2 separate regions of the Mus musculus genome follow, and region 2 is linked to region 1. A link is a loop called in an ENCODE intact Hi-C map of the cell type or tissue named here. Cell type or tissue: heart. All regions are shown on one strand. Each heading gives the region's core, and the rest is flanking DNA. Links, peaks and the distances in the headings are about the cores only.

Region 1 (2,913 bases), core at 252-2,751:
TCATCGATTCCTTTCCCCGGGCCATGATCTTTCACCGCAGGGAAAGTTAGACTGAAAAGTTCGGAGGTAGCTGTTGCTTTATGCCCAGGGGGCCTCTTCCTGGGACGCAGCCGCTGGGGTGGTCAGGCTGCCGGGACGCGATCGAGACACTTCTGGTGGACGGAGCCCCACAGCCAGACCTAGGCTCAGGGCAGTTTACGTGCCTCCCCGAGCAATGCAAAGCAATCTCACGCGCTTCTCCCTCTTGCAGGCGCTCTCCACCTGCCCCGCCGCCTGCCACTGCCCTCTGGAGGCACCCAAGTGCGCCCCGGGAGTCGGGTTGGTCCGGGACGGCTGCGGCTGCTGTAAGGTCTGCGCTAAACAACTCAACGAGGACTGCAGCAAAACTCAGCCCTGCGACCACACCAAGGGGTTGGAATGCAATTTCGGCGCCAGCTCCACCGCTCTGAAAGGGATCTGCAGAGGTAAGAGGCTTGTGGTTTGGCCCCTTTAAAAAAAATAATAGTCCCCATAGTCCAGAAGTTTAGTAATTTTGAGACCATGTATGGTGGACGCTTTGTTGATGGTAGCTTGGCAGAAAGGCACATGATTTCAGCAGTCTGGAATGCAATTCAGAGTGTCTGGGCCCAACGAAAAGCGCATACGGAAAAGTGATTCCTGACTAACTTATTGTTCAGCTCTGGAGTCTCGGGGGAACTGTAGGGAACTTTACCATACATTGAATTGAACAGCGGAAAATATGTATGAGTTTCAGCCTGTGGCGGCGAATCTTAACCTTCTCCTCTCTCTCTTTTGGTCGTCTTTGCAGCTCAGTCAGAAGGCAGACCCTGTGAATATAACTCCAGAATCTACCAAAACGGGGAAAGCTTCCAGCCCAACTGTAAACACCAGTGCACATGTATTGATGGCGCCGTGGGCTGCATTCCTCTGTGTCCCCAAGAACTGTCTCTCCCCAATCTGGGCTGTCCCAACCCCCGGCTGGTGAAAGTCAGCGGGCAGTGCTGTGAAGAGTGGGTTTGTGATGAAGACAGCATTAAGGACTCCCTGGACGACCAGGATGACCTCCTCGGACTCGATGCCTCGGAGGTGGAGTTAACGAGAAACAATGAGTTAATCGCAATTGGAAAAGGCAGCTCACTGAAGAGGCTTCCTGGTAAGTGGATATAGAGTCCTTAAGACACTGTGCAGAAATGCTTTCTTGGTCTGCAACTTTGTAGAAACCAGTGTGTGTATGCAAGCATCTAAGAAGCCTTCCATTTCCTTTATCTTTCTAGTCTTTGGCACCGAACCGCGAGTTCTTTTCAACCCTCTGCACGCCCATGGCCAGAAATGCATCGTTCAGACCACGTCTTGGTCCCAGTGCTCCAAGAGCTGCGGAACTGGCATCTCCACACGAGTTACCAATGACAACCCAGAGTGCCGCCTGGTGAAAGAGACCCGGATCTGTGAAGTGCGTCCTTGTGGACAACCAGTGTACAGCAGCCTAAAAGTAAGTTTCTTTCAGGGCTTGACCGTGATGACCCCACAGGTGGGTGGGATATGAGCCTCTGTTCAAAAAAGAAAAAAAGAAAAGTCCATGATATATCTGAAAAGAAATTGTCTTTATGAAGCCCAACACTATGTACAGTGGTTAAAAGCATACCTCCAAACAAACAAACAAACAAAAACAAAAAAACAACAATCCTCATTCTTGGCTTTCTTTTGTTCTTTCTTCCAGAAGGGCAAGAAATGCAGCAAGACCAAGAAATCCCCAGAACCAGTCAGATTTACTTATGCAGGATGCTCCAGTGTCAAGAAATACCGGCCCAAATACTGCGGCTCCTGCGTAGATGGCCGGTGCTGCACACCTCTGCAGACCAGAACTGTGAAGATGCGGTTCCGATGCGAAGATGGAGAGATGTTTTCCAAGAATGTCATGATGATCCAGTCCTGCAAATGTAACTACAACTGCCCGCATCCCAACGAGGCATCGTTCCGACTGTACAGCCTATTCAATGACATCCACAAGTTCAGGGACTAAGTGCCTCCAGGGTTCCTAGTGTGGGCTGGACAGAGGAGAAGCGCAAGCATCATGGAGACGTGGGTGGGCGGAGGATGAATGGTGCCTTGCTCATTCTTGAGTAGCATTAGGGTATTTCAAAACTGCCAAGGGGCTGATGTGGACGGACAGCAGCGCAGCCGCAGTTGGAGAATGCCAAGGGGCTGATGTGGACGGACAGCAGCGCAGCCGCAGTTGGAGAAGACTTCGCTTCATAGTACTGGAGCGGGCATTATTGCTCCATATTGGAGCATGTTTACGGATGACGTTCTGTTTTCTGTTTGTAAATTATTTGCTAAGTGTATTTTTTTGCTCCAGACCCCCCCCCCCCTTTCTTGGTTCTACAATTGTAATAGAGACAAAATAAGATTAGTTGGGCCAAGTGAAAGCCCTGCTTGTCCTTTGACAGAAGTAAATGAAAGCGCCTCTCATTCCTTCCCGAGCGGAGGGGGGACACTCTGTGAGTGTCCTTGGGGCAGCTACCTGCACTCTAAAACTGCAAACAGAAACCAGGTGTTTTAAGATTGAATGTTTTTTTATTTATCAAAGTGTAGCTTTTGGGGAGGGAGGGGAAATGTAATACTGGAATAATTTGTAAATGATTTTAATTTTATATCAGTGAAGAGAATTTATTTATAAAATTAATCATTTAATAAAGAAATATTTACCTAATATCTGAATGTATGTTGTTTGGTATTTTTAGAACCCATCCAGGCAATCAGGAACAACTGTTCTTGTCAATCATTCCAACAGGATTTTTTTCCCCTGAGGACCTACTATGTGTCAAGAACTACTCTAGGTGCCCTACTTGGGTGACAGTGAACTGTTAGGAAAGTGGCTGCCCTTGCAAATCTTTAGGGAACAATGGTGGCATA
Region 2 (2,913 bases), core at 264-2,763, 58 kb before region 1:
TGCTTCCTTCCCTAAAGACACATGCAAAGAAGACTGCGTTAGGGGCTGGGGATAAGGCTTGCTTATTAAAATGTGTGCCCAGCATGCGTGAAATCCTGGGTTCAGACCCCCAGCTCTGCATAGACCAAGCAATGGGGGCATATGCTTGTAATCTTAGCACTGGGGAGGTGGAAGGAGGAGGATCTTTGTATAGGAAGTTCAAGGCCAGCCTGGGCTACACAAGATCTGGTTTTAAAATAAAACAGACCAGAAAAAAAAAAAGCACAAAAATGAAAACTGTTTTTCTGTTGAGCACCCACCCCCCACCCCATCTGCCCACATAGCAGAATGACCTACCCTGAGTAAAAGTTCAGTCTTTAAGCTCTTGCTTAAAGATGAACAACTTCTGACCCATCATTAGACCTGGATGCCCCCTCTCTCACCTCACCATCCCAACCCCACATTTCTCTGAATGTTCTTCTTCCTACACACTTTGCCGCACGCACTGGGCTCCTGTTCCTAATTATCAGTTGTGTAATTTATTGATAAAGCCAAACATGACTAAGAGGGGAGGGTCTAATTAGACATGGAGCACTCAGTGTCCCAACAAGAAAAATTCCAGGGCTTCAAAAATAGAAAATCGGCAATGTGTCCATTTTTTTTCCTGACACTTCTTCTGTGAATGGAAGAAACCAGCACAGTTCTTCATGAGCAGGAAAGTGGGCGCAAGAGTCAGGGGGTGCCATCGGCTCCAGAGACCTGACACGTGTGGAGAAAAGGCGTCATTCAGAACCACGATGCGTTCCACACACAGGAAGGGTGGCGGTGTTCTGAGGTAAAGACTACAGAGAAGTCGCAGTAGGGATGGAAAGGGAAGGAAGCCAGCCGCCAAGAAAGAAGATGTTACAGGCCACAGGCCTATCTGGAAAAGGAGGGCACCATTTTTTACTTAATGGGACTGAAGAGTTAAATAGCTTACTTGCCTGACTCTACAGACTCAAGTTTGATTATGTGAAAGAGGCAACTGAGATTGCAGCTTTGAGAAGAGAGTGGACATATTAGTTCTTGCAAATTGGCCTTGTACGTGTCTGTCTTTCCTCTTTATGAGTCAGGGTCTTGTTAGCCTTGGCCTTCCTGCCTTCCCTTTCTAAGTGCAGGATTATAAGCAGTTGCCACTGGACCTGGCTAAAACTTACCCTTAGGTAGAAACAAAACCATTTTTAAAAAATGGAAAAAAAACACTCTAATGGCGAGTATACCCACACCATCTCCTCTGCCTATGTATCCAAACACATTTCCAAGTTGAGCACCTGCCCAAGGTCAACTGACAGGATATGTTTTCCACCTTATAGGGAAAAAAAAAAAATCCAAGGTCATGGGTGGAAGTCTTTGAAGGACCCAAAACTCAGTGGTGAGTGTCATTGGGTTGTCAGGTGATACCAAGCATATTGTTTAGCTCATTCTCTGATTATCTTATCATATTATACAACTAAAATGATGCTCTGAGATGCATGTGTACCTACTTGTGTGTGCATGTGCATGTGAGTGTGTGAGCAAGTGAGCGTGTGTGTGCGCACGCACACACACACACACACACACACACACAACCCACACCCTACTCTGTATCAGAGACAATAGAGAACCAGTCAGAAGGTTCTTAGGTCTGCAGGAAATAGCAATGAAGACACAGCTCCTTGGTGATGGCATAACGGGTCACTATTTATAGCCCATCATGCACCCGCTGGTGTGCACTAGGGTCGTTGGCTGCCAGAGAATAATTTTAGGGAATGAGCTTCCTGGTGAGCTCACAGCTTAGCCCTGCCTGTGTCACTCTCTTGAGTCACCAGCAGATAATTCTGTGCAGAATGAGCTAATTTTAGCCATCTGTGGGATCTTTGTAAACACTCTGTAGTGACTCTTCCAGAAGTCAGTGTGAAGTAGTAGCTATCTCTGCCTCATTTTCATCCCCCAGTAATCTACCAGGGATCTTTAGAGGTGACGTGTTCTTACAGGAAACGGCTAGGTGAGCCTCACTGTTTCAGACAGAGCATACTCACCGTTCTGCCATTGATCCCAAGGTCAGAAGGTTTAATGGGTCCAGAAAGTGGCTGCCTACCTTCATGTCATTTTTCTATCTGTCATCTTTGACACATTTTTTTTTCTCCTGTCATCATTTTGGAGATGTCCTCTCAGGGACCCAGAACACAGGCTCACCACAGAGGGGAGGCACAAAGGGGGTATGGTGAGTCCTGGAGTGAGCAGTTTCTCCCAGCCTCACCCCTACTTCCCACTGCCCCACTTCCACGCACAATCATGCTGTTGTCTATTTGGAGTGTGTAGTGATGGCTCAGCTCCTGAGTCACACCCCTCTTTCAGGGATGCACCCCTGGGCTTAGGGTTACATTTCCTCCATAGTCAGTCACTTGATGCAGATACCCCAGGGTTTCATGAGTCTCTGGGGAAGGATGGAGCCAGATGAGAGAGACTACACCCATCAGAGCTCTCTGCTCCTAATGCCTTGTCACAGCCTGCACAATTGATCAAGAGTTCCTATTTTGTGGAGTGAGAACCATAGGGCCGGCACTAGGGTTCCTTGCTCTCTTTGGATCCTATTTAGGCTCTGGCCTGCATCCAAAAGAGGCAGAAAAGGACAAGGAAAAGTTATATCTTTCTGAGTTGGAATTAGAAAGGTGGGCAGGCCAGCTGATTGACCTGCTCAACTCGATTCCTTATATGTCGACAGAGGGATACATTCTGTTTTTTCCTGTAACATGGAGACTGGAGGGTCGCCTTGCTTTCGAGAGCAACCATGTAGCAAAACCTTAGCTCAAAGAATGCAAACAGGGGCCTGGCATCATAAAAGTGGAAAGACTTGGTTCTACAAAGTTGCCCTCTGACCTCCAAATGTGCACAGCAGTACACTTTCACCAGCAC

The links. Peaks named below come from ENCODE experiments on the same cell type or tissue, not always from the same donor. Only the 100,000 strongest peaks of a DNase experiment are listed, where the experiment ranks them.
Region 2: a loop joins it to region 1, with 3 times the contacts of the local background. A loop is called at or near these places in 5 of 42 quality-filtered maps.

Annotation. Positions count from the first base shown.
Region 1 is chr3:145,646,773-145,649,685 of GRCm38, reverse strand. Ccn1 (cellular communication network factor 1) reads left to right here. Exons shown (of 5, transcript NM_010516.2): 2 at 251-464; 3 at 809-1,153; 4 at 1,275-1,489; 5 at 1,718-2,715. The coding sequence ends at 2,020. Among named protein-coding and RNA genes, the nearest start is that of Ccn1, 1.8 kb to the left of the region's middle. In heart, for the core only: CTCF peaks have their summits at 283 (motif pointing left) and 1,463; DNase peaks (open chromatin) are centred at 365, 1,395 and 2,145; H3K4me3 peaks cover 1,852 bases; H3K27ac peaks cover 1,218 bases.
Region 2 is chr3:145,704,429-145,707,341 of GRCm38, reverse strand. No RefSeq gene overlaps it. Among named protein-coding and RNA genes, the nearest start is that of Ddah1, 53 kb to the left of the region's middle. In heart, for the core only: no CTCF peak of the experiment used is centred there; a DNase peak (open chromatin) is centred at 1,751; H3K27ac peaks cover 2,039 bases.